2 separate regions of the Homo sapiens genome follow, and region 2 is linked to region 1. A link is an interaction called in ENCODE POLR2A ChIA-PET data of the cell type or tissue named here. Cell type or tissue: Panc1. All regions are shown on one strand.

Evidence for each region. ChIA-PET counts read pairs that join two places held together with the same protein. Peaks named below come from ENCODE experiments on the same cell type or tissue, not always from the same donor. Only the 100,000 strongest peaks of a DNase experiment are listed, where the experiment ranks them.
Region 2: POLR2A ChIA-PET joins it to region 1 with 12 read pairs; 2 of 35 experiments call an interaction of 5 or more read pairs at or near these places.

What each region holds. Positions count from the first base shown.
Region 1 is chr2:234,965,097-234,973,096 of GRCh38, forward strand. All of the region lies in intron 1 of SH3BP4 (SH3 domain binding protein 4), which reads left to right. Among named protein-coding and RNA genes, the nearest start is that of SH3BP4, 17 kb to the left of the region's middle. RefSeq lists an enhancer at 1-281. In Panc1, no CTCF peak of the experiment used is centred here; no DNase peak of the experiment used is centred here; H3K4me3 peaks cover 3,623 bases; H3K27ac peaks cover 7,804 bases.
Region 2 is chr2:235,609,115-235,617,114 of GRCh38, forward strand. All of the region lies in intron 1 of AGAP1 (ArfGAP with GTPase domain, ankyrin repeat and PH domain 1), which reads left to right. Among named protein-coding and RNA genes, the nearest start is that of TNRC17, 95 kb to the left of the region's middle. In Panc1, no CTCF peak of the experiment used is centred here; no DNase peak of the experiment used is centred here.

The sequences.
Region 1 (8,000 bases):
TACTTTTATTACCCAAAACAACACTTCAGAAACTAAGCTGACGGTTGAATCATTGAAGGAGTCACAGCATTCTTTCATCCCAGAGAGAAAAAAGGTAATGAAGAAGAGGAGACTGTCCAGTGAAAACCACATGAGAGGCACCCAGCATCAATGCACCTCTCTCTGGTCAGCTGAGTCCTTGAACTCCTCGGCAGTTCCCCCTCAGGGAAGGTCAGCGGACAGGCTGTGTCCTGGCTTTAATTGTCAGTTTCTGAAACTCACCAGGCTGGGTAGTCAGACTTCTGACAGCCACTGTCTCTGCACCCCCGTGAGCTGCTGAGTTTACTGGCCATCCAGAGAGACTTCTGTGTTGAACCCACATTAACCTGGCTAATCCCATCTCTTCTGTGAAAACTTGAATACAACCTTTTGCAATAGGAAAACCGGCTGTCCTCAACTGGCTCAGAGGAAAACCATTAGCTTTTCAAGGTGAAAAGGAAATAGTGAAAAGCTGGGAGATGATGTCATAAACACTGATTTTTTTGTCATTAGTCAAATTGTCTAGAAATTGGCTGCTTGCTAAATTGGGAGTGGGATCGTTATTCTGGGAAGATGGGGGTTTTTTTCATGCTCAAGAAGATGGGTAAAATGGCAGTGATTTCCACAGCGAACCTGTGTTGGAGGGCTGCGACTAACAGGTGAGTAACATTCGGGACAAAATTCTGATTTACTGCTCAGCCGATGATTGCCAACTAGGCATGATGGGAAAAACTTGCGCTTGTGTGACTTCGAATGTCAGGTTGTTTGTGGTTGTCCTCTTGTGCTACTAGGATTTGCAAATAGGCAATGCAGTAGAGCTCGCAAATGGGGTCTGGAAGGGAATGTACAAAAATAACAATTGTTGTTTGGGTTGAGATTTGGCCTGGCGAGGTTGAGGATGGTCATCTCCTGCTCACTACACCTGACCCCTCCCGTTGTCTTTAAGGAAACAAAGTAAACTTCGGGAGAAAGAGGAGAAAGAGGCTGGGCACGGTGGCTCACACCTGTAATCCCAACACTTTGGGAGGCCGAGGCAGGTGGATCACTTGAGGTCAAGAGTTCCAGACCAGCCTGGCCAACATGGTGAATCCCCATCTTTACTAAAAATACAAAATTAACCAGGCCTGGCCTGTAATCCCAGCTACTTGGGAGGCTAAGGCAGGAGAATCGCTTGAGCCCAGGAGGTCGAAGTTGCAGTGAGCCGAGATTGCGCCATTGCACTCCAGCCTGGGCAACCAGAGCGAAACTCGGTTTAAAAAAATGATAATTAAAAAAAGAGGAGGAAGGGAGGTGGTGGCTAAAATTTGTAGAGCAGCTACAGGCAGTCACTGTACTAGGTTATTTCACTTTCTTAATCCTCAGGAAAACTCAGTGGAGTAAATGGTTTTGTTTCCATTTTATGATGAAACTAAAGCCAAGAGGATAATTAATGTGTCCGTGAACATAGCAAGTATCTGAAATACCACGCAGTAAATCTTGTGTGTGGCACTTAGGTCTGGATATTAACCGAGGGGAATTGGAGACACAAGGCACCGGCATGTTGATTTTAATTTTCTGCAAACTCTATTTCACATTCTGCATTTGAGGATGCCTGTGACTTGGACATCATTTTGACTCTCTAATATTCCTTTGAATTATAAGGGTCTTTTGAAACTTTGGAAATAGTTATTTTCATTGGCGGCAAATGGACCTGGTGTCAAACTAATGTGAACGTTGCCTGTCTGGCAGAAAATGTAAAAAAAGCTTTGCTTAATTAAGGTAACATTATTCTTGATAGTAGAAATATTAAAAATACATAATCCTACTTCGCTAACTAATCACATTTATGTATTCCCTCTTTCTGATTCTTGTTTGGTGTTCATGCATAACACATATATTGTGCTTATAGTAATAATAGTAATAGAATAGGGCTGCATGCCATCCTGTGTTTTCAGCGCTTTACAACCTTACAACCATAGGAGGGGAGGGACTCTTACTGTCTCTGTTTAACAGATCGGGAAACTGAGGAACCATGGGGTTTAGGGACTTGTGTGAGCTGGGAAGTGCAGAAGCCAGGAGTTAAGTCCAGGCTGTCTCAACCATGATACTGTTCTCCCCTACACGGGGGGCCAGGTCTCAATTCCAGGGTGAACAAGGTGCTTAACCGGGACCAGACTGGGGAGCAGGATGGGGCTGTGTTGTGGGAGGTAGGGAACCTGAGGTCGCAGATGACGTGTGAGGGTGGGCGGGAGGTTGCCAGGTGGGTAATCAGGAGGATGAGTTCAGACCTACAGCAGGAGCACTCCTTGGAGGATGAGGGGAAGGCCCTAACACCAAGAGGGTGTGGAGCTGCGGTCTCACCACTACACCCTGACACGTGGGCTCTCCATCTTCCCTGCCTGCTTGGAGTCTCCTGCAGCAGTCCTCGACCTTCCAGCCCTGCAGCTTCTGCAGCAGCCTTGCACTTCCCTAAGTGGTATTGGAGCTGCGCTCATTGCAATAAGGAATTATTCTCATGGCTCCATATCCGCGTCAGGTTACCTCCTTCCCGTGCCTCCCTGGCTCCCTGGGTTCTTGGTTCTTGGTGCTCACCTCTGCACAGACAGGTGTCACTGAAGCCCCTCACCCAGTGACCCAGTGATGCTGAGTCCCGCTTTGGGAGGTGTGGCACAGGGGCAGCCACAGTGGACCCTTGGTGGAGAGGATCAGAGCCAGGATCCCTGCCACCCTGAGTGGCGGATGCTGCAGAGACAACTCTTTATACCTGAGAAGCTTGCCCTCAGGTATCTGTACTTTGTGGGGCTTCTCTGATTGGCCATTGTGTGTTCATCTAAGAGTTAGTGCAGGACCGGAAGCTCCCACCCAGATGGTGAAGGCACCTGCTGGGTTTCCTGCCACCTGTGGAGAAGCCCGCTCCTTCCCTTGCTCAGGTGAGGGCGACCACACCCAGGTCCACCTGGTTCCACCAACCAGTCCGTAGCTGATGGAATGAAGGGAGCAGCTGGGCTGTAGCCAGGTAGTTAGGGATCTGGTCAGCTCGGTGGTAGCAATGATAATAGATGGAGTGTTCTAGGTTTTCCCCTTTGGAAATCTGAACTCTATTCAGGGAATATTTGTTAGTAGCAACATCAGTAGACTTATGAGGTGGGGACTGGGGGCTTGTGTTTCCATGAGGGGTTGCAGAAACACGGCCACCTGATGCCCAGTGAGTTTGTAGAACCGGATGGACCTTGGGGTGTTCTCCGTGTACCTTCTAAGGAGTCTTTAACTCAACAGAGTTGTTCTTTTTTTTTTTTTTTTTTCAAGTTGTTTACTCTTATTTTCTAGTTACCCTCTAGAATTATTGCATTGGGGCCAGGTGGTGTCTAGTACAGTTTTTTACTTTGGAGAATTTATTGAAATTTTCTTTGGCTGAGAATGCCTTCAGTGTTTGTGGTTATTCCTTGGATACTTGCAAATCGATTGTATTTTCTCTGGGACACGGGGTTTCAGATAGATCAGTTAAATGAAGCTTGATTATATCGTATTTCACGTCGCATGCCATGTGTCTTGTCTGTTGGACTGTCAGGTCTCAAGAGACGGGCTTGGGTTTCCCTGTGTGGCTGCTGCCTTGCCCCTTCCCCGATCCACACTCACGGCTTTTACCATATGTTTTAGTCGTTCTTTCGGCATAATTGGATGTTTCCGTTGCTTTGCAATTTTACCAGTAGAGAAATCCTGTGTGTGTGTATTTCATACTTTTCCTGATACCCTTTTATTGCCTCCCTTTCTAGGTCATTTCATTGTGGTTTTATTTTATGCAAACAGTGTGCAAGTGATTCTTTCTGCCAGTTTTCATATTTGGTGTTGTAACTCACACAGTTGATCACTGCCCTCTTCTTTGAAGATGCTGTCTTCTAGAGCTCTTTCTTCCTTTATGATTTGGAAGCGAGACCAGCCACCCTGGTTCCAGGCGACTTTGCTGTTAGCTTTAGAAAGGAGAGCATTCAAGCTAGTCTCAGCCCAGGGCTACTTCCCCCAGGGCGCCTCTTCCCCGTAGCCACAGGGGAGCTTTCATTTGAGAGGTTCTAATTTTGTGTTGTTGAAGTTGCCAGTCTTGTTAGGCAGACTGACAGCTTAGGCTATCTCACTTATTGGCTTTTTGCAGAATTTTGTGGGTGGTTTTGGTTTTGTACGTTCGGTGCTCTGATCTGCGGGTGGCTTTGGGGAACGGTAGAGTCTGGGTCTATGCTCCTTCCTCATGGTCAAGTCCCCTCCCCTGAAGTTTGGAAGTTGCATGTCATCACGTGCAGCCCTGGGACGTCCCAGTGTGTGCTGGCTCTGAGTAGGTGGCTCTGTGACCCTGGCCTCTGACTGGGAGGCCACCCTTGTTCCTCCTGCCCATTCATTCGTTGATTCTCTCAGCAGACACGCACAGGCTGCCTTCAGCGCCAGTTGTCGCCTTCCAGCTATTCCAAGGACTGAAAACACAGATCTGATCGTGCCTCTTCCTGGCCTGCAGACTTCCAAGGGCTTCGTGGTTGTACAGAATAAGCCTCCGCTTTTCCACACAGCACACGGAGCCTGGCAGGCTGGACTTGGAGGGTTTTATCCCGAGCCTGCTCCTGCCCTGCCTCCTCTGGTGGGCCCCTAGGATGCCTGTGGGTCCTCTCAGGGAAGCATGTGTGTACCCCAGCCTTTCCCTTACTGCCTCTGCCCAGTGGGACCTTCCTTCTCAGCTTTCAGGCTGAGACGCGTGCTTGCGCGCACACACACACCCCCTCTTTCTCTGTCTCTCTCACACACTCTCGCTGTCTCTCACACACACACTTACACACACTCTGTCACACACACACATTTGCATACACACACACTCCCTGTCTCTCACACACACACACTCTCACACACACTCCCACATACACACACTCGCTGTCTCACACACACACACTGTCACACACTCACAAATACACTTACTCACACACACTCATACACACACTCACACTGTCACTCACACACACTCACAAATACACTCACTCACACACACTCTCACACTCTTACACACACACTCTCACACTCACTCACACTCCCCCTTTGTTTCTAGAGCGCTTCTGCTTTAGTTGTAGCCGTATTGGTCAGAACTCAAAACATTTGGGAACGCTGATGCCGAAGGACTGGCCGGATGGAATCTTAAATGTAGAGAAGCCTTAACCCCTCTGTAAACCTTGGCGGGACTTCTCCTTTGTGCATCAGAATCAACTGTGAAGGTTAAAGATACTGCTCAGGTCCTTCCCCTAGAGATTCCATTGGCCTGGAACTGGGACCTCTGGCTTTTTAATTTTAAAAGCATCCTAGGTGACTCGATAGGCCCAACTGGGATTGAAAATGAGCAGTTTAGACAGTTACCTCCTTTGGAATACGTGTCTTGAGTGGTATCATTTCTGAGATCATGGTTTTACAAAACTTCGGGTGTGCATAACTCTTTTTATTGTAGGAATAATAAAAGCCTTTGTAGTCATTCCAAACATTACAGACACATAGAAAGTGAACAGTGAGTCACCCTCCTTTCCTGGAGCGCCTTCCCTCGGGGCGCCCGCCTTGCATTCCGCCGCTAATTCCAGCTAATTGGGGTGCACTCTTCAGCTGACTTCTGTTGCGTAGGTTTCCATGTCTGTATTCCCAGATGGGATTTATGTGTCGTTTTCTTTTTTGTTTATTAGCGCTGGGGATCAGGATCACTTTTTGCCTCGTAAAAGCAATTGGAGAGAGGGTTGACTTTTTTTTTTTAACTGCGTTGGAATTGTTCTGTAGGTTATCACGCCCAGATTGAAAGAAGGTAGATGTGGGGATGGCTGCAGCGTGAGTTACCGGACACAAATTTCTTCAGAGACTACATGAAGACAACAAAATAGGCTACTCATTATGGCCTTCCCCCACTGCCTTTAAAAAAATTCTAAAATTGTGGTAAAAGACATAATATAAATGTTATCATCCTAACCATCTGGAGCATACAGTTCAGTTGCCTTAGTGTTGTACAGCAGAATCTTCACACCTTTTTCATCTTGCAGAATGAAAATTCTGTACCCGTTTCCTCCTCCCCCAGCTCTTGGCACCCACCATTCCACTTTCTGTTGCTATGAATTTGATTACTACAGGTACCTCACGTAGGTGGAATCATACAATATTTGTCTTTTTGTGATTGGCATATTTCACTTAGCATAGTGTCTTCAAGGTTCATCCATGCTGTGGCCTATCATGTTACAGTTGAAGGCTGCATAATATTCCATTATATGTATATGTTATATTTTATTTATCCATTCATCTGTCCATGGACATTTGAGTTGTACCTCGTGGCTATTGCGAATAATGCTGCTGTGAACCTGGGTGTGCAGATATCTCTTTGAGACCCTGCTCTCAGCTCTTTTGGGTATATTCCCAGAGGTGGAATTGCTGGATTATATGGTAATTCTATTTTTAATTTTTTGAGGCACTTCCATATTGTTTTCCTTAGCAGTCACTCCATTTGGCATTTCCGTCGACAGTGTACAAGGGTTCCGGTTCCTTCACATCCTCACCAGCGTTTGTTATTTTCTGGTTTTTTGACAGTAGCTGTCTCAGCAGGTGTGTGGTGGTCTCCCACAGTGTTTTTGATTTGCATCTCTCTGATGACTCATGATGTTGGCCAGCTTCCCTTCTTTAAACTGCATTTATTAACTTAAATTTTCTGTAAAGTTTTCCTTTTTCTTTTTTTCTTTTCTTTTTTTTTGAGACGGAGTCTTGCTCTGTCGCTAGGCTGGAGTGCAATGGCGTGATTTTGGCTCACTGCAACCTCTGCCTCCCAGGTTCAAGCGATTCTCCTGCCTCCGCCTCCAGAGTAGCTGAGACTACAGGCGTGTGCCACCATGCCCAGCTAATTTTTGTATTTTTAGTAGAGACGGGGTTTCACCATGTTGGCCAGGATGGTCTCCATCTCTTGACCTCATGATCCACCCGTCTCAGCCTCCCAAAGTGCTGGGATTACAGGTGTGAGCCACCGTGCCCGGCCTTTTTTTTTTTTGTTTTTTGTTTTTTTTTTGTTTTGAGACAGTGTCTCAATCTGTCGCCCAGGCTGGAGGGCAGTGGCGCCATCTTGGCTCACTGCAACCTCTGCCTCCTGGGTTCAAGTGATTCTCATGCCTCAGCCTCCTGAGTAGCTGGGATTATAGGCACGCACCACCATGCCCGGCTAATTTTTGTATTTTTTTAGTAGAGACAGGGCTTTACCATGTGGCCAGGTTGGTCTCGGACTCCTGACCTCAGGTAATCCACCTGCCTAGGCTTCCCAAAGTGCTGGGAAGCATGGTGGCTCATACCTGTAATCCCTTCAGTTTTTTTGTATTTTTTCTTTTTTTGGTAGAGATGGAGGAGGGAGGAGGGAAGCTGAGGCAGGAGGATCGCTTGAGCCCATCAGTCTGAGACCAGCATGGGCAACATAGTGAAACCCTGTCTCTACAAAAAAATACAAAAAATTAGCTGGGCATGGTGGCATGTACCTGTAGTCCCAGCTACTGGGAAGACTGAGGCAGGAGGATGGCTGAGCCCAGGAGGTCAAGCCTGCAGTGAGCTGTGATCATGCTGCTGCACTCCAGCCTGGGTACAGAGCAAGACCTTGTTAAAAAAAAATAAATAAAGCTCAAGTGAATTGTTTTAGATAGTGTGTGTTTTCTTTCATTGCACGTTTGCTTGGGGAGCTTATTTCTGAACAGACTGCAGAGAGAAGTTCCTTCCGTAAAAAGTGGGAACAAGCCTTTTTCCCGGCTTCACTCTTCCAAAGCCACCTTTACCTTTGCAGATTGTTGAGAGTGAATGTAGTTGAAGTAGGTTGTGTTGAAAAACACGTGCAGAACACAGACATCACCGCAGACCTGAGGGCTGAGACTCAAGCCTCCTGGTGACTCTAAAGTATGGCCAGCCATTGTCCTTTTGTCTGTTGGTGAGTTACATGTGTATCATAGAAGATGTAGAAAATAGAGCCTCGGAAAGAAATT
Region 2 (8,000 bases), 640 kb after region 1:
TTTGTTTCCTTCTTGCCTTATTTTTGGCAGTTTTCTTTCTTGATGGTGGGGAGGGTTTGTGACCAGGTCCTAGTGAGGCAGCTTTCTGAGCACTTTTTCTTGATCACTGATGATGACCGTAAACAAGCTGTGGGAACATAAGGAAAAGCAGATGTGGCCACTGGTGCTTGGAAGAGAACACAATGAAATTGAGTCCCTAGCAGGAGAAGTCCCTGTTAAAATGGCCAGAGGACATGGGGACATGGGGCAGGGAGAGCTTCAGAATGAGCGGGAAGCCTCCACAACAGGTGGAGAAAATAGCAAGGGCTGCTGGGCACGATCATTCGAGATTCCAAGAGGTAAGAACTGGGGGCTGGGCTGTGGAAGAAGTGCGAGAGGGAGTGGGGAAGGCAGGCTGGGCGTGCTGTGGTTATAGGCAGCCTACATGTCTTGAGTTTTCAGTAGAGAAGGCCTGCTCCTCACTTTGACCCCGGACCTGCATGCGCGCTGAGGATGGCAGAGGGGCTCCTGCCTGTCTCAGTGCTCTGGGGTCCCGTGCTGAGGGAGCATCCTTATGGTAAACGTCCCTGGTTCTGTACCGGAGGAACAGGAGCTCTGGAGGTCTTCTGTTTGCTGTTGTATGCTGTGGCTCAGAAGTTATGTGGCCACTTTCACTCCCAACTCACAGGCCAGAAAGTGTAGTGGGAGGCTGTGGGCATATTTGGCGCTTGGCAGGATTGAAGGCGCAACTCTTGGCTTCGTGTTTCAGAGGTTGGTAAATGGAGTCTTGCTCGCCAGGTGCATGAGGTGAAGTCACTGGGCTGGGTGCAGGGAGTGAGTGGCCAACCACCTGAGAATACCTGGTGTTTCCTTCCTCAGGGACGGTTTGGCACTGGGCAACAGCTCCATTTAGCTAGGGTAGGATAATGGTAAAGTTGCCAGCAGCAATGCTTTTCCTGCATTTGCCCCAACTCTGTGCAGGGCCAGCACTTTTAGCTCCTAGTCACAGATATGGTGACAGGCTTGTCTCCACCATTGGAGTAAGCTCCAGCCCAGCTCCTGGCTTCTGATCTGTGTTGACTGCTACCCGATAGAGCCACAGTCATCCTGTGTGCCTGCTTGAGTCTGCACCGAACATGGCTCTAGCTTCTTCGTTGGCCAGACAGGATCTGCTGTATCCTTATGATACCTCGTCATCTTGGAGTCCACCGTGCACTTGTCCGCTTGGGCTGCCATAACAAAATACCAGACGCTGGGTGCCTTAAACCACAGAAATGCATTTTCTCACAGTTCTAGAGGCTGGAAGTCCAAGATCAGGGTGCTGGCATGGTTGGACTCTGGAGAGACTCTTGTCCTGACTTCTAGATGTCTGCCTTCTTGCTATCCTCACGTGGTGCAGAGCATGCCAGCTCTCTGCTGTCTCTTTTTCTAAGGGTGCTAATTCCATCATGAGGGCCCCATCCTTATGACCTTGTCCAACCCTAATTACCTTCCAAAGATCCCACCTCAGATACCATCGCATTGGGGGTTGAGCTTTAAATACAAATTTCAGGAGAGCTCAATACAGCCCATAGCACAGCGCTTCCGCACACATCCACATTGCAGACCCGCCATCCTCAAACGCACTGTGCTCCCGTGAGCTCCCTGCCCTGGAGTGGAAACCCTGGGCTGGGGAGGAGGTGCGCTAAGACTGGGCCACAGGTGTGCTCTGGTTCAGAAAACTCTTGCAGGTCCTACTTCCTGCCTTGACACCACCCCCTGCCCACAGCCTTCTCATTCTTGTCCTGTAGCCCAGTTTCGTTTCACCTGTCCTCTGCCTGTAATCCTTTTCAGCCCCTCTGAAGAGCGGCCCAGTAGGATGGTTGACTGACGTTAGCTTGGCTTTCTTCCTAAGGCACCGTCTTCCTCATTGAAACTGTGCCCATGACCTCCGGAAGCCTGCCAGCCGCCTGCCTGCAACCCCATAGCCGAGTCAGCTCCCTGGATGGGCTAGTGTGTTGACCTTCCACTGCCCCGAGGGGAGGACTCTGCCCTACTGGATCCTCCACCTCTCACTTCATTTTGCCAGTTGAAATGTTCCCCTGCCTAGTGTAGGGACTGCCACTTCATGCTGTCTTGCCAGAGCACCTTCCCAGGCAGCTGCAAAGGTGGTCTTGGTTTGACTCCCTTGTGGCCCACACAACACTTTCGTTGGAGATGAAGAGTCTCCCTTTCAGACTGCAAGCCCCTTGAGGTCAGGATGCTGCAACGAATATAATAGAAAATGATGTTAATATTCAAGGTCATGGCCATCCTCAATGCAGCCTTCATATTTTCATAATGAATAGTTATTGTGAAGGAGCTGATTTTTGGAGGAGTGGTTTGTCTGCAGTTGCACACATCTGTGATAACATGGGGTGGGTGGTTCTGATTCCTGTTTTGAGGTGGTGATTTATGATGCCTGTGTACTTCCCTGTGGTGCCCAGGCCTGCAGATTACAGACGCTGTGTAATTAGAGAATCCCTCTCCACATGTGTTCTCTGAACAGGGAGCCCAGGGAGGCTTGGATCTTTAGATTGATAAGCAGGATAGTAAACCAGTTGTGAGGAACATTGTATAGAGAAAAAACAACCTTGAGTTTCTGTTGAAATCTAGATTTGGTATAACTGTCTTCATTTCTTTAAAGAGCATTCATCAATGATATTAATGATTTTCATTTCCTACCTTTGTAGTTTTCATATAAATTAGATTTACATAGGAGACAAAGAAATCCTTCCCTCCCTGTTCCAGTTGTGGAACATATGGTCACCGTTCTGTGACTGGGAGCATTGCTGTTTGGCATGCTTGTGGGCACGGTTTAAGGGTTGAGACCACATCCTAGGTGGCGGTCACAAACCCGGCCCAGCGGCCTCCCTGCTAGGCAGTCCTCCATCAATACTGATGTTAATAATTATGTAAAATCATTCCTGTCCGCAGCCTAGAGTCTCACTGGAGAACAATCAGACATGCTTTATTTTCTACTTGTAATCGTAATCTGAGTGCAATTTCAGGACTTTGTTTTCCAGATGGCTTATTGTTTCACACGTTTTCTTTTCTCAGTGAAGCCCAGGTAACCTGCTGCTTGGGTGTACGCTGGGCGGGTTCGCAGTGCTGGAAGAGAGAGTGGACAGATTTTACACCAGCACCTTTCATCTCAGGGGTGCTTGTGAATTGATTGCACCCCTCCTGTGGCGTGGAGGCGGTGCCTGGTTAAAGTGGGGCTCAGATGCCCCTTGGTTGCATTTAATGTGTGTGCATAATCAGAGGGCAAGGACAGCAGTAAATAATTTATGTCAGCTGGAGCCCTTGGCCCTGGTAATGAGATCTCAGGGGCAGCGCCTAGAGTGCTGGGCCCTTCCAGATGATCTATGAATTGGTCTTTGCCTTTGTACTTATTCAAACTGACAAATACTTACTTAATAGCTGATTGTATTCAGGTGCTAAGGGAAAAGAACGTGACTGTGTGGGGGTCTCCCTGACTCCTTAGAACCTGCAAATGCATGAAACTCATGTTAAGAACAGTTGTGGTTCACGTGTACCAAACTTGGGAAATCCTGACCAGCGCATCCAGGGTTGCTTGGGCACAGTGGTCCTTTTGCATGGGGTGGCCGGCCAGGTGTGCTGAGTGCCACCTGGGCTTGCATGCCGGACGCATACCTGGCACCTGCTTCCAGGTTGGCCTGCCAGCCGATGTTGTGATCTTGTGGAGGGAATGACCCCACGTCTCTGGATTCTGGCTTCTGCTTCCAGTGAGACTCCGCCCAGGTTATGTTTGTGGCCTTTTATCTCTCCAATGTGAGGCATCTCTGATGATGCCTAAGGATGTCCTTCTAATTTGGAGTTAACCTCTCTTTCCCAGGTGAGGTTAGCAAATACGTATAGATTGTAACAAGAGAATTTTGCATTTCAGTTTTGTTTTTTTTTTTTTTTTGAGATGGAGCTCACGCTGTCGCCCAGGCTGGATAGAGTGCAGTGGTACGATCTCGGCTCAGTGTAACCTCTGCCTCCTGAGTAGCTGGGATTACAGGCAGGCACCACCATGCCCAGCTAATTTTTGTATTTTTAGTAGAGACTGGATTTCGCCATTTTGGCCAGGCTGGTCTTGAACTCCTGGCCTCAAGTCATCTGCCTGCCTCGGCTTCCAAAAGTGCTGGGATTACAGGCCTGTGCCACTGCACCCGGCCACATTTAATATTATTTACCTGAGATTTTTGAGGCAAGCAGCCCTGGGGATGTAAGCACCTTTTAATTTGGCAGCTTATTTGATAAGCAAATGGGTTCTATCTTAAAATCCAAAGTTGTTTACACTTAATGCATATTTTGAGAGCTGTTACCCAAACCTTTTTCCTTCCTTCAATGAGAAGACTTATATCTTTTTGAGCAGAAACTGTGGATTCAGAAACCAACAGAACTCTTCATTCTCCTTAAGGAGATAGAGGCCAGGGAAAGTGTTTTTAGGTAAATAATAACGCCTTCTTGCCTCTCTCCCTTTATCTCCCCATTCTCCCTGAAAAAACTACAAGAAATGGTAAGGAAGAGAATAAAAGAGGAAAATAAATCACAGATAACTAGAACCACTTTATTGCTATTATTCCAGGTGATCTACTGATAAATTAAAAGAAAGATGAATATAAGCTGGTAATTACTTTAAAATATTCCTTTGTGAATGTGCCTAATTGGCGCGGGCCTCCCTGTAGAATGAGGCTCCTCCTGCAGTTCGAGGAGAGGCTGTAATTAACAGTGAATTAGCATATAGTGGCGCCGTGTGGCCCGCAGGGTGGCCTTGTCCATCTGCTGTGTAGGGGACTTAGGTGACACCTGGCTAGTGGTAGTCTGCAAGAACCCTTTGTTAATGGGAATATTGTGCATGAGTCAGAATTCAGAATCTTTGGTATGGTTTTTTTTTTTTCCCCCTTTTGTGTGTTTTGGCCAAATACTCAAAAGCACTAAGTTTTCTTGCGTGGTATCTGTTCATATATTGATTCACCAAATATTGATTGTACATCTGCGAATGTGCTAGATACCCTACTGGTGCTGGTGAGCAGAAACAGGCAAGGTCTTTGGCCTCAGGGGGTCCTTGGAGTCTAGAAGGGATGGTGACATTGGCCAGAGTCACCCCATAATCATACAGTTAGCAGTGTGGCCAGCGTCACTTAAAGCGGGGAGGTGGCTGGTGCTGGAGCGTGTATAACAAAAGTGGGATCCGGAAAGGGCTGCTGGCGAGTGGGAGTTTTCTAGGGAGCCGCTGCTCTTGCTTCAGGTCTCAGATGGCATAGGAGTGTGTGTCATCCCAGAGGAGCAGCAGCAAACGGCCTGTGATGGGCTGGATGTATTTGGGGAGGGAAGAAGGCAGTTGTAGCTCAAGGGAGAGAAAAGGCAAGGAGAAACATGGCGAGGGGTGGGGGCTTTGCTCTTTAGCCCGTGAGCAGTGGAAAGTCATTGAATGCTGTCTGGTGTAAAATCTGTTAGCAGTTTCACTTCCATCTGGAGCACCCAGGCCTGCAGGAGTGTGGGTTGGCTCTCTACCCCCGTTGCAGATTGGCTTGTGGTTTGGGGTGTGCCAGGCTCAGGGGCAGGGCCCTTTTTCCACACGCTTAGGGAAGATACGAGACTGGCTAACTCAGTATTCACCGTGAATTCTTTTGTGGGAAATAGAACACAGCGTTGGGTACCAAGAGGGTGCTGTCTTTTCCTGTTTTCTTGGCCTCCTAGGGAATCAGTTTGATTCTGTGGCTATTAAATTAATGGTTTAGCTGAGATGTTTTCTCTACTCAGGGCCCAATGCCGTATGTGATATTTTACAACAAATTTGGTTCACTGGGGCCGACTTGAAAATAGTCAAAGTCCAAGTAAACTTCTGCCTGTGTGTGGTGCGCTCAAATAAAGGAGGCTGTTCAAGGTGAGTGGTTTTCCTGGCGGTGTGGTTTTTTAAAATTTCTAATAAAATGCAAATGATTACAGCCCCTTCCATGAAGAGTGCAAGTACGCCTGACTCCTCCGCGCAGGGAATGAGCAGCCTCTGCTCCTTCATTTGATTGCTATGACAACCCACAGAGGTGGGTGTTGTCACTTCCACTGCCAGCCAGCTTGCACGGTCCAGGGACGTCCCCACCCTCGGTTGGGTTGTCCAGGGTCACATGGTTGGGAGTCAGAACCAGACTTCAAAGGGCATGTGACTACAGCATCCATCCTCCCTGCTCTGCCTCGCACTGCCTTCTAATGGGTCCCACTGAGGAGCTTGCCAGTATTGTTACAATTGGAGTGATCTCATATGACCAAAAGTTGGAATGATCCCATTCTTTACTCACAGCCTGAGCTATTTTTTTTCAAAGCATTATCTCTCTACTGTTTGTAGGCAGAGAATTTATTAAATCTTGCCTAAATTTATCCGTAAGCATGGATCAAATGCACATTTGGCATGATTCTCATCTCTGAGCCATTGCAACCTATTTTTTAATGCCAAGAGAAAGTATTTTAAGGAAGTGGGGTCAGCTTTCCTCTGCTCCCCTGACTTCACAGGATAGCTATGCATTTTGCCTCTTGGGGAGCTGGGTTATTGTGAAACTAGGTCAAATTATTGTTTTTTCTCTTTATGCTCATAGCCATTCCAAAGACAGAATCCTTTCCTCAAAAAATGAATTTTTGAGTGTTCCTATATTCTTGGGGATGAACTTCAAGGGCAGAAAATAAATGAAAGGGGATTACTTTGACAGCATCTGAACAACAGAACACCTTCTGAACAGCACAAACACTTGTAGCAAAATTAAAAGACCAACAAAAATATGTATTACATATAGAGCATTGTCTTCTATATGTAAAGAGTTCTTATAAAACAATAAGAAAAATATTTCCTAACTAAAGGAAATGGACACAAAATTCATAAAAGAAGAAACAAAGGAGCAATTAAGATATAAATATATTTGGCTTTGTTGATTAAAGAGTAACAATTAAAATGACAGGTGACTTCTGGGCCGGATGCAGTGGCTCAAGCCTGTAATCCTAGCACTTTGGGAGGTAGAGGCAGGCATATCACAAGGTGAAGAGATCAAGACCATCCTGGCCAACATGGTGAAACCCTATCTCTACTAAAAATACAGAAATTAGCTGGGTGTGGTGACGTGCACCTGTAGTCCCAGCTACTGGGGAGGCTGAGGCAGGAGAATCACTTGAACCCAGGAGGCGGAGGTTGCAGTGAGCCAAGAGTGCGCCACTCTACTCCAGCCTGGTGACAGAGTGAGACTCCATCTCAAAAAAAAAAAAAAGGTGACCTCTTTCTTTTCATCTGGTTAAGTTCAGTGTTAAAAACAAAGGCCCAGTGTTGGTGAAGGTGATGGAAAATAGTTCCCCTTTTACATTTTAGTGGGAAAAATGTAAATTGAGATAGCCATCTGGAGAGAAATTTGTCAAACAGTAATAAAAACCCTAACAATGTATTTGACCTCTGACCTGGCAATTTCATTTCTGCCTATCTTCTTTTAACCCTAGATTGATTAAACTCGTTAAATAAAACACATTTGTGGGTATAGAAAACTTCATAGGTTTCTGGCTTCCTGCCCCACCTGTGGTTTCATTCTGCCCAGTTGTGTTCAACTTGAAAACGCTTGGTGCCTAGCACAGAGTAGACCCTTAATAAATGTTTCTGTCCTGAACAGATTTAAAAACAAATAGTGAAAACAAAATTCTGAACGTATGATTTTAAAAATCATTTTGTAGCCTAACACTTAGGAAACGTACTTTTTTGTTGCTTCGCTGAAGTGAGGAGGGGTGTATCTTGTAATTTTTAAATGCCATTATTAACTTCCCTAGGGATGCTTGTAAAATGAACAAACGTGCATCTTTAAATTTTTTTTATTTTTTTTTTTTAAGCTTGGAAAGAGTTGAAAAGTCAAAGTCACATCAGCTCTCTAGGGATTGGGCTGGGCTCACATTTTATGAATTTGCTGTAAAGAAGGGAAACATTTGCTTTCACTTTTGGCATGCTGAAGTGGCTTTACCAGGGAATT